Regions from separate parts of the Mus musculus genome. Here region 2 is linked to region 1. The links are chromatin loops, found by intact Hi-C in ENCODE. Cell type or tissue: gastrocnemius. All regions are shown on one strand. Each heading gives the region's core, and the rest is flanking DNA. Links, peaks and the distances in the headings are about the cores only. Region 1 overlaps Net1 (neuroepithelial cell transforming gene 1). Region 2 holds the start of Gm35190 (a long non-coding RNA gene).

Region 1 (8,334 bases), core at 67-8,066:
AAAGAGAGGGGTGCAAGGAAACCAAGTAAAAATAACTCTCGTATAATTTAAGAACAAAGTGGGAAAAAAGGACAAAGTTAGAAAGAAGCATAAATGAGTCCACAGCCCACGAAGCATCTAGCTCCTGAGTGTGCACATACACGCACCAGAAGGAACCTCAGAGACTCAAGGACTTCAAAGAGAATCCAAACTCTGGAGGCTTGAAGAGACAGGGTTGTAAACCACTCCCTCCTCCTCCAAATAACTAACTGGGAAGCAAAACTTAAACTACAAACCACAATGAGCTGAACAAGAAGCCTTTGAGCCACGCAGTAAAGTGGCATATGCCGTCTGACAAGGGCCTTCAGCACACATCTGTGCAGACTGAGTGACACACGCGTGTGCAGGGGCAGCTAGAGGCATTCCTTTCCATTTAGTAAAGACGGCACAAAGCGTCTCCTGTTTGAATGGAGATAGAATTACCTCACAAAGCAAGATATGCCACCATGAACTGGAACCAAAGCAGCTGCCTGACTCGTGTGCTTTGGAAGCAGAGGTTAGCACCTCTTCCCTGTTCAAAGCATAAAAGTTTCACTTCCTAGTAAATCACCAAATATTTAAGCTCCGTTTGAAGGTCTTTAGAAAGGTGCACCTCCCAGTGAGTCAGAAAGTAAAAGTCAGTTTACCTAAGAAGACATTTTGATATTATCATACTAAATAAAATTGTCAAATTCTTGCCTTTTAAGATTAGTTAATGTAAAACTTCTAAATTCGTGGCAATTACAAACTATGTTATGCTTGGGAGGCAGAGGCAGGTGGATTTCTGAGTTCGAGGCCAGCCTGGTCTACAGAGTGAGTTCCGGGACAGCCAGGGCTACACAGAGAAACACTGTCTCAAAAAAAAAAAAAAAAAAAAAGAAGCCAACAACCCCCCCCCCCCCCATGTAATGTTTAAAATGAAAAAGAAATGATTCTGATTGACTAAGCAGGTCCTGTGAGTATCAGGCAGGCACCCTCTCACTAGAGAACTACAACATGTAGACTTAGGTAACTAAGTGTCTATCTAAAAGCACTTGTAAGGCACTAATATAAATTTTGTGTATGCATTTCTTCAGACTGCACTTGGTGGCTAAACACATTCACAGTTCTTTAAAAATAACTACAATATCACTTCTTTATAAAGCATATTGCTATTCAATAGTCAAGTCTAACATGTTTGGTAAGAAAGTATAGTGTGTGTACTTGGCAGGTTTAAATAGAGCATTGACAGTAGTTCCAGGCTAGCCTGACCTAGCCTGGGCTACCCAGTGTGAACTCAAAAAAAGCAAAAACCAAACCAAACCAAACTAAACCAAAAAGAACTAAACTAAACTAAACCAAACCAAACCAAACCAAAATGGCAAACATGGTGGAACAACCATTTGGGAACTCCTTTTCAAATAATGAAAAATTTTAATGAAAGGTAAAAACATATCACTGTCAATTTCAGGATACAGACACTAGTTGAAGAAAAGATCAAACATAATTTTATTTTATTTTATTTTTGGTGGAGAAGTGAAATGGATTAGGCACTTAAGAGTCAGCAAAAAGGTAGGGGCAAAATCTATATCTTTGGGAATATGGATTACAATTTGAGCTAGGAAAATTATAAGCAAAGCAGTCCTTCTACAGGTCCAAGAGAACTCCTTCAGTTATCTGATTTATTAAGGACAAGAACATCTGCACCATAAGACTGTTGTTACACCTACACGCACCTCTCCCTGGCAGGACTCAGCAGTGATATTTGGACTTGATGAAAGTACACACCCACACTCCCCCACAGGCACAGACACCCAGCCCCCCAAGGCCAGGCTTAATTATATAATGGTGGTGACTTGCTTATCGAGCTGGAAGGTTGTTACAGTGAACACTAGGATTCATAGACACTGATGCCTGTCTCCCCTAAAGACAAGCAGCAAATCTGGGAGAATAAACATGAATGCTAACAAGGCTAACGTCGAGCAACTTCTATCGCAACAGGCAACCTTTTATGAGGGCTAAGGTTCACTTGGAAGGGGCAAAGCCACTCTCAGGGGTCTACGCTGTTTACTTAGGTTAATCTTTAATCAGACTATCTAGTTCAGCTGGCCAGAGCATCCGTCCTAGTAGGAAAGCTGCCTGACCCTGCTGGGCTTTGAGAACTCAATTTGAGTTCACCTCCCCTACTTAGGGGAGGTGTCCTAAAATATTTCCAAAGTATCTATAAGAAAGTTACGTCTACTTTCATGCTAGCTTTCCTGGGATGTATCTTATTTATAAGCACAGCCGCTTGGGTAACCTTTCCCCCAATGATGTCATGACAAGGCATACTTCAGGGTCAGTCAAATCATGGAACTTTAAAGGGCAGCCTGCGTCTCGGTTTTATTCCTTCCTTCAAACATAATCGCTCACTTGGCAACAACTTTGAAAAACAGAAAAACAAGAATAAAAAAGGCTTTTTGAGAGAGATAAAGGCAAGTTTTGATTACAAACTATTTTTCCTTAGGTCATGAGGGCTGTGTTCTGAAGCAGGGACTCTGACCCTGGTTATTTGGATGCTCCAGGAAAATAGCCCATGTCTCATCCTACGGAAAAGGCTCAACCTTGAGGGCCTTGAAAGATAACTACCTTGGGGATTTTCACTCACAGCCTTGTAGGAAGAAGCATTCTCTTGTTGATTTTATAAAATGTAAGAAAAAGTGAACCCAAACAAATAACAAAATTCAGTATCAACCCCCAATGGCGCCCCAATGATTGTATATAACAAGCTGTCTCCTTGAGGCATGTGATTAAACTGCTCATTTAAAAAATGGACAATTACATATATATTTTTCGTAAAAAACCATCACTATCTTCAAAAGATTTGGTAGGCTGAACCCATAACCATTTCTACTGGCAGCAGGAAACACCGCAGCACCAATCAACTGCCAAGATTACAAAAAAATTGCATGAAATAATTTTTTCCATAAATGTTCATAAAGACTTTAGAAAGCCAGGCAGGCAGTGTTCCCCCGACTCAAATACCCTTTCAGAAGGAAAAAGGGAACGGCAAGCCTAACTACACAGGGAAAGAATGAACACGCATCCCAGGTCGGACTTACTCACTTGTTCACCAGCATCGAGAGGAAAATATTTTTCTTTTTCTTTCCTTTCTTAAAACAGTCTCCATGACTTAGTAATGCAAGTTAGGGGGGGGGGGGGAAGCACAACCATATCGAACATGAGAAATGTTTACCCAGAGACTCATATATTTAAAATCTCCTTTGTATGTAACTTTTCACAATTTTAGCTATGCTATAGTAAAAAAAAATTGCTTAAACTTAGACCACAGTTCTTAAACACATTTCAGCCTTGCTTATAATAGTTGCACATTTTAGGATGTAATACGATTAAAAGTTTGAAAGTGAAGTTTAAAATCTTAGAAGTTCTGCGGAGTTGGAAAGCATTCCTTCGGTCTGCTCTTACCTCCTGCTCCCGGAAGGGCTGGTTATTAACATCTAAGACTCGGATCGTCCTTTTAATGGGCAGGAGACCTCCGATCTCATCATGCGCCACCATGCTTTACAAGTGTCCTTTCAAATCTTTCGGGTTAGTCCACATGCGAGTCAGCCCTGCAGGGCAACGCCGCCAAGGCGCCGGGCTTTTCTTCTGAGAGCTCAGCCTGGCCCGGCAGCCATGCGCCCATGCCTCCGCTCGCGGTGGAGCTCTGCTTCTGCAAAGGCAGCGAGCACGCACGCAGAGCTCAGGAGTCCGGGGCGGGGCCAGGACCCACGTGACTCCCGATAACTGCGGAGGGGCGCGCACCTAGGCTGCTCCGCGAGAGCCCGGAGCTGCCTGAGCTAAGCCGGTCCCTCGCAATAAAAAAGGCACTGGAACTTGCACAGAAAGAGCCGAAGCCCACAGGAGGCCGAGTGAACGCCAGAGGAACCTATCTCAGTTACTTCTCTAGCACTTAGTTACTGACAGAGAACCTCTAAAATTTAGAGATTTCTCTAAAATTAGTGCCTTGGAAAGGGCTGAGTATGTGTTAAAAAACTACGCAGCAAAGACTTGTGGGTTAAAAAATTATGTAGTAAAGAAGAGCCTAGTTACCCAGCAGCACCGGCTTAAGCACAACGGTAAAATTACCTGCCTCTTAAAACAAGGTTCCTATGGGGGCCAAAGGATTCATGGGGGAGAGGCCTATATGAAAATGTCACAGTACATCTGTTACTTTGTGCACAGAAAATCTAAAGTAGTTCCTGCTCCCCCCACCCCCTTTTTTTAAATTCAAGGACTGACAGGGAACCACAGAGGGCACCTTCAGTCCACTCTATTCCTATTGGACCACCTGGTCCTGGGAAAAGCTAGACGGGCCTAGTTCAAATTTCCAGGATCAGTATACCGATCTTGGTGTGAGACATTTATGCCATAAAAACACACAGCAGGATCCTCCCCTAAACTTATCTTGATATGGTCTTCATAGGTCCAACAGTCCAGCTTACAAAGCCTGGCATTTTAAAGGGAAGAACAGCCCCACCCCAGGGAGAGCCACCCAGGAGAGGCCAGCTGCCAACTTGTCCAAAACTTTCCTATATGGAAGGGCACTATTTCTCAAGTTAGGACCTGAGATATAGCGGACTTCCTCCCGGATTTGTTTTGCACAGTAGGTAGGCCCATCTTAATTAACAGTGTGCAGATATTATATGCTGGGAAACTGGAAAGCTACAGTGAAGTATTTACAAGTGTAAAATAAGCCCTGTATGAAAAGGCACAACTCTAGATTCTTGGGTGATAAAGTGTAGGCTTTGTAGCCGAGACCCTAGTGTGTAACGGCGGAAGCAGGCTGTATGGAGAGGCAGGGGTAAAAGCTTTTGCAAGTCCAAGTAAGCCGTGTAGTTAGCAAGTGCCATTCAGGGCTACCCTCCTGCCTGACACGTGGGTGGGAAAGCTCGCAGGGAAACTTCTAAAGGTTGGGCTTCCAGGTTGGGCTTCCGTGAACCTCCAATGCCTCGCTGCTTCACCCAGGACTGAGTAAGAGCACAAGGATGAGGAGACAGACTCCTTCCTACAAGGCCACAGGCTGATGACCTTGCAGGCACCTGGGGCTAGAGGTGTTGAAGGTGATTAAAGGTGACTGGGAAACCAGGCAAATCTCAGAAGGCATAAGGTACCAAGAGCTTGAGGACAAATGCAATGTGTCAACGATTTTAAACATATGAGCAACTGTTTCACAAGTTGAACAATGATTTTGCAAGAAAATACTAAATTTCTTTTGATCCACTGCATCTGAAGGAACAAGAACACACAACTGAAGCCACTCAGTCAGATCTGGAGTCATTTGGGAGGGGTGTGGAGAAGATATCTGCATGGATTTTCTTTGGAAAAATCTGAACTAAAACACAGTCCAAGGGGTAAATACTGGAGGAATGACCACCGGGGAAAAATAATTCTGTAAACGAAAGAGAGAGAAAGCAAGAAGGAGGGGAAGAGGGAAGGGAAAGAGCTACAGATCTTTACTGAGCATCTCAGATCTGTCAGCAGGGACAGAGGTAAATCCTGGCAAGGGGGCGGGAGAATCAGTGGCAAACAGTGAGGTGAGACTAAAGCATGATTTACCAATGTACAGCCTAGCACCACCTTGTCCAGGAAGGGCCATGGCTATGTCTGTATCTACACATTCAGGCCACCACCAGGGTCTCGCAGGGCTCTGCATCTTGCTGTTTGAGTGGTGGAGCCTGCTTTAGAGTTGATGACTATTTGTAAAAGCAGCTGGTACACGGCTTCACTTGGAGGCACGTGAATATCATGGACTTTCAGGTAAGATCAAAGGTCCTTCGAGATAATACAAATAAATAGTGTAGGCCAGCAGGACCCGCTGAGACACTTGGTCCAGTTAGCTTCCTCAGTTAAAAACCAACGCAAGTGAGGCCAACAGCATGGCCACACAGTCCCAGCAGGGAAGAGAAGGAAGTGCAGTGGGGTTAGGAAAGAGGCTGCCAGGGATTCTCATGGGTCTCTTACCCAACGTCTTCTCAAAACTGTTTTTCCACTTAGCTCTGTGTGAAGTATGGCCAAGATAAGGAGGGGAAAGGATAGTTTTCATTTCCGTCTTTCAGCTGGGACCCTAGAGGGAAAGACTGATGTCTCAAGCAGAAAGTCTATGTGAAACAAACTGGATCTAGCATAGTGGACCAGTTAAAACCAAAACAGTTTACAGCAAACAAACGAAAACAACAAACCTTTGGCCAGTAAACTCTTAGTTTCATTTTAATGTGTAGGTTTGTGGTCTAATCTTGAACAAGACAACTAGATAACGTCCCAAAGTCACAACATGGACATGTCCACGTTCAGCTGGCACAGACTAGTGACCCATGCTCTTCAGTTTACTCAAGAGGAAACTTAAAGGGAGGGGTGAAGAACAGGAAGGGAACTCTGTGTTACAGCTCCATGCATGTGACTTTATTTAATAATGCTACAAAGCATCACTGCTGTCACCTTGAAGACGGAGAAAGATGGGAATTTAAGAAACTTATCCAAAGGTGCTGGTGACTCCGTGCCTGGAAAGAGTTGAACGTGTTCAACTTTGTTGTGGTATATCTTCCAGACAAGAGACCAGGCATAAACCCCTCAGCATATGTTCTGGTAACCTACACAGTGCGTAGAAAGCACTAGAACGAGGTTCAGAAGAGCGAGATTTCAAATCTAAACCTCCTGAGTCCTGTGCCGATGTTCATTTAATAATGGCTAATGTCTTAAAGAGGAGACCACAGGCAAAGGCTGGGACTTCAGGTGACTTACAATAACAGGATAGGCACAGAGATAAATTAGTTGGTTAACGTTAGGAGAGGCCTTATTTCAACCAGTGGTCATGCCCAGTGAGGCTCTCAACAGCAAGGTTTTCCCAGTTCTTGACTGATGGTACCATGGAGGTAATCAGCCGGTTGAATTTCCATTGTGTGGGGAATAAGATGTGAAAAATTAAAATTTATCCTTCACTTATCTAAAAATAGCACAGCTTGGTAAACAGAATCAAGTTTCTGATAAAGTTACTGGTTTGCAAGGCCCAGCTTTAGTTAGAGAACCTTGTTCTGCCTGGATGGAAAGGTCACACTGCGTCCTCTGTCTACCAAAAGGGGACTGTTAGGCTATCCTTATGCCTACGGTGAAAACTCAACCTACATTTAGTATGAAGTAAACTCAACCTTGAAAGTAAAAAACACTTTTTGCTGTAGGTACTGCTTCCTTTTATCAGGTAAGTTGGCAAGCAGGCTCAGGACTGCCGAAGACCAACTAAGTTCTCTGCTGCCCTCTACAGGAAATACTGTGAAATGCAGGGGCAGCCTGCTTTTCTCAACATGGTAATCACGTTTGTTTAGGTTACTATATCGATGATTACATAAACAAGTTTTTCATTTGAAGAAAAACATAGATTATTTATACCTCTGACCCTCATGTAAACATTTATTTAAATGTTGTATAGTGCATAAAACACATTCCACAGATCATAAATACTTCAGGACCTTTTCTAAATGCAAGGAACTGTTCTATTTTTAAAACTCTAGACTTAAAAATCACAAATATGTAACATGTATTATTTTTCTACTAAAATAGATAAGTTATAAATAACATTCAAAAGTGTTACTAAAAAAGGAAGCACCAATAAAGAAATGGGAACTTTTGAGAAATCTACTACTAACAAAAAAGTACAGAAACATTATGAAAGAAATGAGTAATGAAGTTATTTGTGGATTTGTTTTTTAAAAAGTCACTGATTTAAAAAGTGTGTGTATTCAAGCTTTAGTAAGTACTTTGGTGTAGAAAAGAGCTTAGCTGAGGTCAATTAAGTGCTATTGAACAAGAGTACAAAAGATGATGTTTGCATCTTGTTCTTTGTAAAGATAACACAAATACCAAGTAAAATGAGTACTGCTGTTTGTGGTGACTTTGTCTCAAATACACAGGATAATAATAATTTCCAGTAGAGTGTATTAGTTCCTATCTTGAGATTTATTATTATTATTATTATTATTATTATTATTATTATGTGTGTGATATGTATGTGTGCAGATATGAATCAGAGGACGGCTTTAGGGCCTGGTTCTCTCCTTCCACTGCGAGTTCTAGGGATCAGACTCTGGGTGTTTGGCTTGTGTGACCAATGCCTTGACCTCCTGTGTCATCTTGCCAGGCCACATCTCTTCTGATACACTAGGATGCTGGTTCCTCCCATTTTCTCTGAACCTAAACTGGTCCAGGTTGCTGCATCTTCAGCACTCTTCCCTCTCCTTACTCTGAGTTCAGCCCCTGCTCCTGCACTGTATCGTGCCTCACCTGCACTGCACAATGCCTCACCTG
Region 2 (8,334 bases), core at 307-8,306, 120 kb before region 1:
TGAAGACTAAGATGAAGGCAAAGCTGCCAAGAGAAATCAGACACTCAGATTAGTCTACTCTGGACAAGATCCCAAAGCAATTGAATCACAGTTCTACAAAAAGTGCTGAATTCAGTTTTAGTAAGGCTGGGAAACACACACAGACACATGGCTACCCCATAAGTTTGTTTTTGGTTTTCTGTCATTGTCCAAATATTCTTTGCACCCTCCACCCCTAACAAGGTATTGTAGTTAAATTAGAAACTGGCTTAAATGCCAGGTTATTTATGTGTGTGTACTTACGGATGATGGCAGACTGGCTGGGTCTATTTTTTCTGAGCAAGCAGGAAGGTTCCATACAGCAGGAGGGTACTTGTGTGATGCAAGGTGCGCAGAGAACAGCCTTTATTTAGACATTCAGTTCTTCACACTTTCCTCCCCAGGAGGACTCTTGGCTCTCCCTCCAGACAGCCTGTGTGTGTTAAGAAAAAGCAGAACATGGGGGTTTAAGGGAGGGAGGATTAACTTCAAGATCCGGTAATAATAGATTTTTGTTATGAGAGCGATTGCCCCACTCATACTTGAAATTCCCACATAGTATTTATATGATCCAGGTTACCCTCATCTCCCCAGATTGTTGATGCATTCCAAGGCATCATTCTTTTGGAGAAGAGTAGAAATATCCATTTGATCAAAGACAAAAATTCAGAAATTGCAGCAATTGGTACATCAAAGGTCAATGTGCTAAAATACTTGATTAAATATTACCTCAGTCTATAAAGAAATTACTGAGTCATTCTCTGTGGAGAGAGGTCTGCCAAAAGGTTTATGCACTTTAAAATACTTCTAGGGCACAGTGTTGTGTATCTGACATCCCAGAACTTGGGACAGGGGCAGGAGGAACAAGAATTTGAGATCAGTCTGGGTTATATGAATCCATCTTTTTTTTTTTTTTTTTTTAAAGTGTGTTTTATGTAAAGCTGAGTTGTGGCAATGAGGCCAGGTCTTCTTTGACAACGAACGTTGGGAAGACAATTATAGACCATATGATTTATGATTTACGTACAGCATGAAAACAAGCAGCATTCCTTGGTTGGAACAGTGGGTGTGTCCTCCATCATCTTCCCCAGCCCCAAGATAGAGACTCCAGACAGGATGCCTTCATCACTTGTAAACTGTAGAATAAACAGACAGCTGTTGGTCCAATGGCTGAAAATATCGCAGTCATTTTCAGAGAGTGAGGTCCTTGTTTCAAACTCCACTGGAACATTTTCCTACATTCTGATTAGTTTCTCCATCTAGGTTATTTGGGAACTTAAAGAAGAGGACCCAAACCTTGGAATCTGAATCCCTCAGGAACAGTGTAGTTACTGTGAGAGCTTGAGACAGAATGCGGTCTCTCTGAGGAGGGTATGGGGACTCTTTGAGGAAGGGGGCCTTCAGGTGGACCTACAGGACAGCAGGACAGGTGCACACATACCCTGGGTCTTGTGGAAATCTGAGAATGTGAAGACCATTTCCTTACCTGGTCCTGCCAGAAAAAAGACTTGCTCTTCATACTGAATCAGCTGCTTTCTCCAAGTAGCTGGCCAAGACAGCATCTTACTTCTACAAAGGAGGAGTCTTTGTGTTTTCTTTGGGCAGCAGCACCTCCCCCCAACCTCCTCTGTGATTGTTTCAGAAGGCAATTGGGAGTGGCTGTCATCCAGATCTGCCCAGCTCACCCAGCTGTCCTAGCTTCAGGGCAGGAGAGCTCCATTTTAACATTGTCCCTTTTGGGATCAGGGCAAAGGGGAGGAATGCAAGAAACAGTGGTGTTGTTGGTTCTGGGGTGTGGTGAATTTCTCTAGGGGGTAATTTAATGTGTTGGCAGGCTTCATGGCAAAACTTCCCTCCCCACAGGGTCACTATAATTCTTCATTATGAATAAATACATTCTCCACCATTTCTCCGCCCTGGCTATAACCCCTGCACTGCAGGCATGGCCACTTAATTAGTTAGGTTTCCTGTTCTTTCTTTTCTTCCTTCCTTCCTTCCTTCCTTCCTTCCTTCCTTCCTTCCTTCCTTCCTTCCTTCCTTCCTTCTTTCTTTCTTTTTTTTTTCTTTTTTGTTCTTGGTAATAATGGGACAGAGTCACATATACCCCAATCTTGCTTTAAACTCACTATGTAGCCAAGGATGACCTTGAACTTCTTTTATGTTTGTGTTCCTGTGACTATGTGTGCGTGTGCGTGTGCGTGTGTGTGTGTGTGTGTGTGTGTGTGTGTATTCTTGCAGATGTGATATCAGGGTTCAACTTCAAGTGTTACACCTCTGGAGCCATCCTCTTTGTTTTTGAGACAAAGTCTTTCACTGTCCAGGGCTTGCCAAGTAGACTAAGTTGGCTAGTCAATGGCTCCAGATACATACATGTCTATCTCTGCCTTCCCAGTATTGGGTTTTCAAGTGCACCCCCATGCCTGGATTTTATATGGGAATCAAAGGTCTCCATGCTTGTATAGCCAGCACTTTATTGCCTGAACCATCTTCTCAGACTGACCCTGAACTCCTGATCATCTTGCTTCTATGTCCAGTGTGCTTGGGCTACACGTGTGTGCCATCATACTTAGCTTTGAGCTGTTTCCTTTCTAGATTATGCCTGCCCTTGGTGGCAGCATTTAGAGTCAGCTTATGGGACTCTTCTGTCACCACAATCAGCTGAAAGTTAGATGTATCATTGGACTGATGCTCCCTGGGTCTTTTGGGACACCCCGGTTTTTTCAGTCTTCTTTCCCAGACCCAACTTCCAGGCATGATGTGTCCAGTTACCTCCAGTGCAGCTGTGAGAATATGATGGTCTCCCCAAGCCAGACTCTTGATAGGATGTTCTACAGTCCTCATCCTTAGCTTGAATGTTGGCAAGAATGTGGGGGTAGGGAAGGAACTTCTTGAGGTCAAAAGAGAAGACATGCTCTGAACACCTCTAAAAAAACAAACTGTCTTCTCAGTGATTGACCTGTCAAATGGAAAATGCATTAAGCCACCTTGGTGCTCAGGGAGAGAGTTCCCTTCAAGCTTGGAGTTCCTTCTGACATATTAGGTTGACTTTGCTCCTGAATCATAACAGGACAGTCTCTACTTTCAGAAGAAACTGCCTTTGATCTATTGTTTGGCAGCTGTTGCACAACTCTCAGATCTGGTGTGCCCACAGGCTTCCCTTGGTCAGAAAACAGGACATGCTAGGGAGATAAATCCTCAGAACTGCCGAGTTCCAAGGGAAGTCCTGGTCATTAGAGAGAACATGGCCCTCCGGAAAGACGCCAAGTTCCCTGTAATGCACAAAGCTCCTTTGATGTTAGTTTTTTATTGGGAGTAGTGTGAAGGTGCAAGAGTGGACTTGGGGAACCTCTGAGATTCCACCACACACTTCCTTACCTGGGCAGCCAGAGAAAGCCATGGGTGTGCACAGCAAGTAGGAAGCCAAGGAAACATTGCTTCATTGTCAAGTGTCACAACACAGGGTTGCTTTTTCTGGAAAAGATCCAGGAGGTCCAAGCTTAAAAGGTGCATTTGGAGGGTAAGATGAGGCATGGTAGGCAAAGTTTTGGGTGCTGAGTGTTAAGTAATATTATTCTAGAGTGCTGACAAAAGATAAACTCTGTGAGCTTGAATATTCTCTCTCTCTCTCTCTCTGTTTTTTTTTGGGGGGGGGGCGGCTTATGCACACTTCCTGAGGGTTCAAAGCCCTGTGCTCATAATCACAGGCCAAAGGACTGGGTCAATGCTTTTCTATCCATGCTAGCTCTTGGAACAAGGCCTCTCACTGAACCTGGAGCTAAGTTGGTAGCTCACAGTCATAGTAATCCTCCTGCCTCTCTCCTGTCCCACATTGGTGGGGTAAGAGCAGGGTGAGTGGCTGTACCTGGCTCTTTACATGGGAGTTTGAAGGCATGTCCTCACATCGATGAAGCAATGTTCTTACCTGCTGTGCTATCTCCCTAGCCCTAACAACCCTGCACACTGTGCAGAGCATGGCAATACCTTGACTTCTCCATGACCGTCTTCCTAAGGCTGGAAACTGTGGTTGTTTCTCGGCAGGCTTTGGGGAACCCACAAACTTCTTGAACTTGATCCAAGACATGCAGTGCCTGGGTGTTGCCCTAAGCCCAGGGTCTAGTGAAAGGGATTTTGTAAACAATACATTTTCTAAGAGTGAAGGACTATGGTGAATTTCATCATATAGAGACCTTGTGACCTGGCTGTCTGGCTCTTTAAGTAACATTGTGGGATTGGCCTTATACTTCCTTCAGAGAAGGAACAAAAACCTCTACTCAAGTCTCAAAATTTGGAATAATTTATTCTATTTCTAGATTACTTGCACGTGTGTATGCGTGTGTTTGTGTGTGTGTGTGTGTGAGAGAGAGAGAGAGAGAGAGAGAGAGCGCACATATGTGTGTGTGTGTGATTTGTAGGAGGGAGAAAGTGCATTCTGTAAGAGTGCTGTGTGAGCACAGGCTTGCTTGTAAGCAGGACTCACTAAGTGCAAGGATTGTGACCATTAGCGCTGGCCAGTGTTTTGTTCCCTTTTCCTTCTTTCTGTTTGGACAAAGTGTCTCCACTTTGAAGACCTGCTTTGCTGTTACTTCAAAAACTCTGTCTGTTGCCCTCTGGTCCACACAGACATTCAGGGGATGGCTCCTATCCTGCGTGTGCCAGCAATTTGGGCCAACTGCAACAGCGGAAACCAAGACAGCTCTGGAAAAATATTTGTTTAATTAGCAGAAATGATCTGTGATCCGAATCCACGTTTAACTGCCTGGCCCACTGCCAAGGCTGATGAATTTTCCTTCAAGACTGTGTTTGGTTTTGAATTGAGTAGTGGTGTTAGACTCTGTGGCTTGTACCCTGGGGTAGGGAGCAGATTGGCTCTGCTCAGATGTGAGATGTTTCCCTGACAGGCAGTGCCAGGCACACATGGGGGAAATAGAAGGATGGGCTAGTTAGTGTAAGCTCCTCACAGTGCCACGAGGATTTAGTTCTGCCATGATGGGTAATTTTGCAAGAGTGTGCAGACAATGTTGCATGGTGGGTGTGTGAGGAGATCGTGGGAAAAGCACCAGAGCATCAGAAAGAAGTAAGTGGCTTATGGGAATTCTCACTCTTACAAACGGAGCTGTGTGACTTCTCTGCCTGTGTTATAGAAGATGGGTCCCTTGGGATCCTTAGAGAAGGAGTCACTAGTATAATAGTGAAACGGAGTGAGAAGGGTCGATGGCCTCAGGGAAGCACCTCAGAGTTGACGGTAAACCGAAATGACATATGAAAATGTCAAGGATGAGCCAAGAATGTTTCAGAGAGGGGGTGGATGAGCCCCAAGCAGCCCTGCCTCATTCCCAGCCTAGGCTTGCTCTAGGGAAGTTAGAGCTTCAGAACTAGCCCTACCTACTCCCAGCCTTGTCAAACTGGGTGAAACTTGTGATTCCTCTCAAGACTCCTGGGCTGTACCACACCTACTCAGGCCTTTATGGGTAGAGCATCTTAGGGTGCTTTGAAGGCAGAATTCTCACTTTCCCAGGGACTTCTCTTATAAAAAGCTGGGGACTTTTGTCTGGGAGCCTCCCTGATGGTCCCTATGTTATCCACCCTCCAGGCCCTGAACACTGTGGTTGTGTTTGGGAAAGCCCATGGTTGGGGAGAGGGGTCCTGCTAGGAAGAGAGGAGTGAGGTGCCAATGTCTACCTGCTCCCTTCCTTGCCTGGGTTCTTTGCACTTCCGGTCTCCCTTTCCCTTCCACATGTGTAGACCGCTCCTTACTTACATATCCTTTGGTCTCTAAATATGGGTTGGGTCCAGAGACCCTCCTGCTTTCCCCACACTCTGTCCCCCTTCATTGGAGCTCAGTCCTTGATTGCCCCATTTCGCATTACCCCAAGGAGACTTGGCACGGTCTCCTCCTGTTGGGCCCTTGTCCGACAAAGCAGTAGTTGCTTTTCTGACTTCTCTGTAAAGTTTCAACAGTTTTGTTTTCTGAGAACAGAGTTCCCCAAAGATATAAGCTAAAGAACAAAAGTTTGATGGGGAAGTAGAAGAAACTCTGAGAGTACAGATGCCTCTAGTACTGAGGACTACTGTGCAGAAGTTCAGCCTACTGATCTCAAAAAAAAAAAAAAAAAATCACTGATCTGATCCTCATAGGGGCTTGGGTCAGATTGGAAGCCCCCAGTATAGTATGGTGATATACATCTCAAATACTCAGGAGACTTAGCCAGAAGGACCACAACGTCTCTGTTAGCTTGGGGCAACTTAGAGAGACCCTGTCTCAAAAATAAAATGAAAGGGGGTCTGGGTTTATATTAGTGGAAGGTTGCTTGGTTAGTGTAGGCCAAGGCCCTAGGTTCAAGTCCCAGTACCTCAAAAAGGAAAACGAGAGAGAGAGAGAGAGAGAGAGAGAGAGAGAGAGAGAGAGAGAGAGAGAGAGAGAGAGAAGAAGAAGAAGAAGAAGAAGAAGAAGAAGAAGAAGAAGAAGAAGAAGAAGAAGAGAGAAAGGAAGGGAGAAAAGGAGGGAAAAAGACAGGAGAGGGAAGAAGAGGGTGTGGAAGTCAGGGAGAAGGAATAAAAGAGGAGGAAAAGGAAGGGGAGGGGAGGGAAGGGAAGGGAAAGGGGGAAGGGTAGGGGAGGGGAAGAGGGAGGGGGAGGGGAAGGGAGGAAAGGGAGTTCTTTTTGTCTCCTTGGATTCACTAAATGTTGGGAGCTAGATGTAGATTCTGTCTGAGACACTCAGAGATTCATTACATTACTGTGTCCAGCTTGCCAGTGTAGGCAGGGTGGGTGTCAGACACAGGGACCCTGCAGATGAGCAGCAATATCTGAAAGACAGAGCAAGGTCAGTGGTCAGAGCTGGGTCTCCTGAGAAGGAACTATTTTTCCTCCTCTGCAGAGTTAGCGAGGACCCAAGGTAAAAGAATGGGGGAGGGACAGCTTTCCCTTCAGTGTGAATAGAAGCTGTGCTTTTTTGGAAGAGTCCATAAGAGAAAATACAGAACCTGAGAGGCTGAGGGTCAGGGTGGGACACTCCAGTGAAGGACAGTTTCTGCTTGCTTTTTGTCGTCTTGGTCAGAGGTCCTAGGTAAATAGATGTCTGGGAGAAACTGACTGTATATAATCTTATGAATGAGGATGTTGCACACACAGAGAAGCTCAGGGTGGGGGTGGGGGTGGGGATGGGGATGCGTAGGGTCTCTTGGAGATGACCCAAGTCATTTTGTCTAGAGAGTTATACCCATCCCGAGACCAGTCCAGATGTGAAGTTTTCTTCCCTCCACTCCTGAAGACACTTGTTAGCCATACTGTCTCACCCTGGCAGTGGGGCCTGAATCCATGTGGCAGCCTCTCCTGAACATAGAGAAACACTTGCATGATGTCTTACTTCACATACCAGCAGCTCAGTTTCCTTCCTTCTAAGCTGAGGACCTGGCTCCCACCTCCTAAATTCAATTTGGCTTTGTGTGTTTATGTAAATGATGTATGTTGGTGGTACATGCTCATGTATGTATGTGCATGTATGAGGCCAGAGGACAAACTTGGGTGCCATTCTTTAGGTGCCTTCTAATGATTTTCTTTTTACTTCTTCTTTTTCCTCTTTTTCTTCCTCTTCTTCCTCCTCCCCCTCCTCCTCTCCTGTATGTGTATGGTATCTGTGCATTTGTATATACACATTTGAATGTATGTGAGCCTGCATGTGGGTGTGGATGTGCGTGCACATAGAGGCCCATGGTTGACATCAGGTTTCACTCTGAATCATCTTCTAGTTTACATATTTAGGCAGGATTTCTCACTTGAACCTAGAGCTCAATGATTTGGCTAATCCAGCTACCCAACTTGGTCTCTGCCTCCTGAATCCTGAGTTGGATATGGGCCATTATGCCCCCCTGGTTTTTTGATGGGTGTTGGAGAATCGCAACCCCAGTTCTTATGCCATTGTTACAAAGGCTTATCTACTGAGTCATCTCCTCTGCCCTAGTTTGTTTTCTGAGACAGTCTTTCATTGTCCTGGACCTTAGTTAGGCTCCTGGGCATGCCAGAAACCTCAGGGATGGGCCTACCTCTGCTTGCCCAACCTTGGGATGGCAAGTGTGCCATTGTGGCAGGCAAGCTTCTTTGTATGGATTCTGGGGGTTGAACTCAGGTCGTTATGCTTGCAGGACAAACATTTGTGCTGACTGAGCCATCTCTACAAGCCTAAGTTTTCTAATTTTAGTATTCATAATGTCTTTCCTTAACGCTCTCATTCTTAGGGTTTCTTTGTTTTTGTTTTTGATCTTTTGAATTACAAGCATCAATTTTCTACCCATGGGGAGATTTATATGAAAACTCCTT

Evidence for each region. Peaks named below come from ENCODE experiments on the same cell type or tissue, not always from the same donor. Only the 100,000 strongest peaks of a DNase experiment are listed, where the experiment ranks them.
Region 2: it touches region 1 in a loop (2.7-fold over the local background); 7 of 42 quality-filtered maps call a loop at or near these places.

The regions. Positions count from the first base shown.
Region 1 is chr13:3,889,831-3,898,164 of GRCm38, forward strand. The region is part of intron 3 of Net1 (neuroepithelial cell transforming gene 1); the gene reads right to left. Among named protein-coding and RNA genes, the nearest start is that of Net1, 24 kb to the right of the region's middle. In gastrocnemius, for the core only: no CTCF peak of the experiment used is centred there; DNase peaks (open chromatin) are centred at 3,735 and 7,291; H3K4me3 peaks cover 4,609 bases; H3K27ac peaks cover 5,698 bases.
Region 2 is chr13:3,765,618-3,773,951 of GRCm38, forward strand. It overlaps Gm35190 (a long non-coding RNA gene), which reads right to left and starts at 1,693. Exons shown (of 4, transcript XR_382020.3): 1 at 1,505-1,693; 2 at 1,046-1,154; 3 at 283-451. In gastrocnemius, for the core only: no CTCF peak of the experiment used is centred there; a DNase peak (open chromatin) is centred at 4,793; H3K27ac peaks cover 3,723 bases.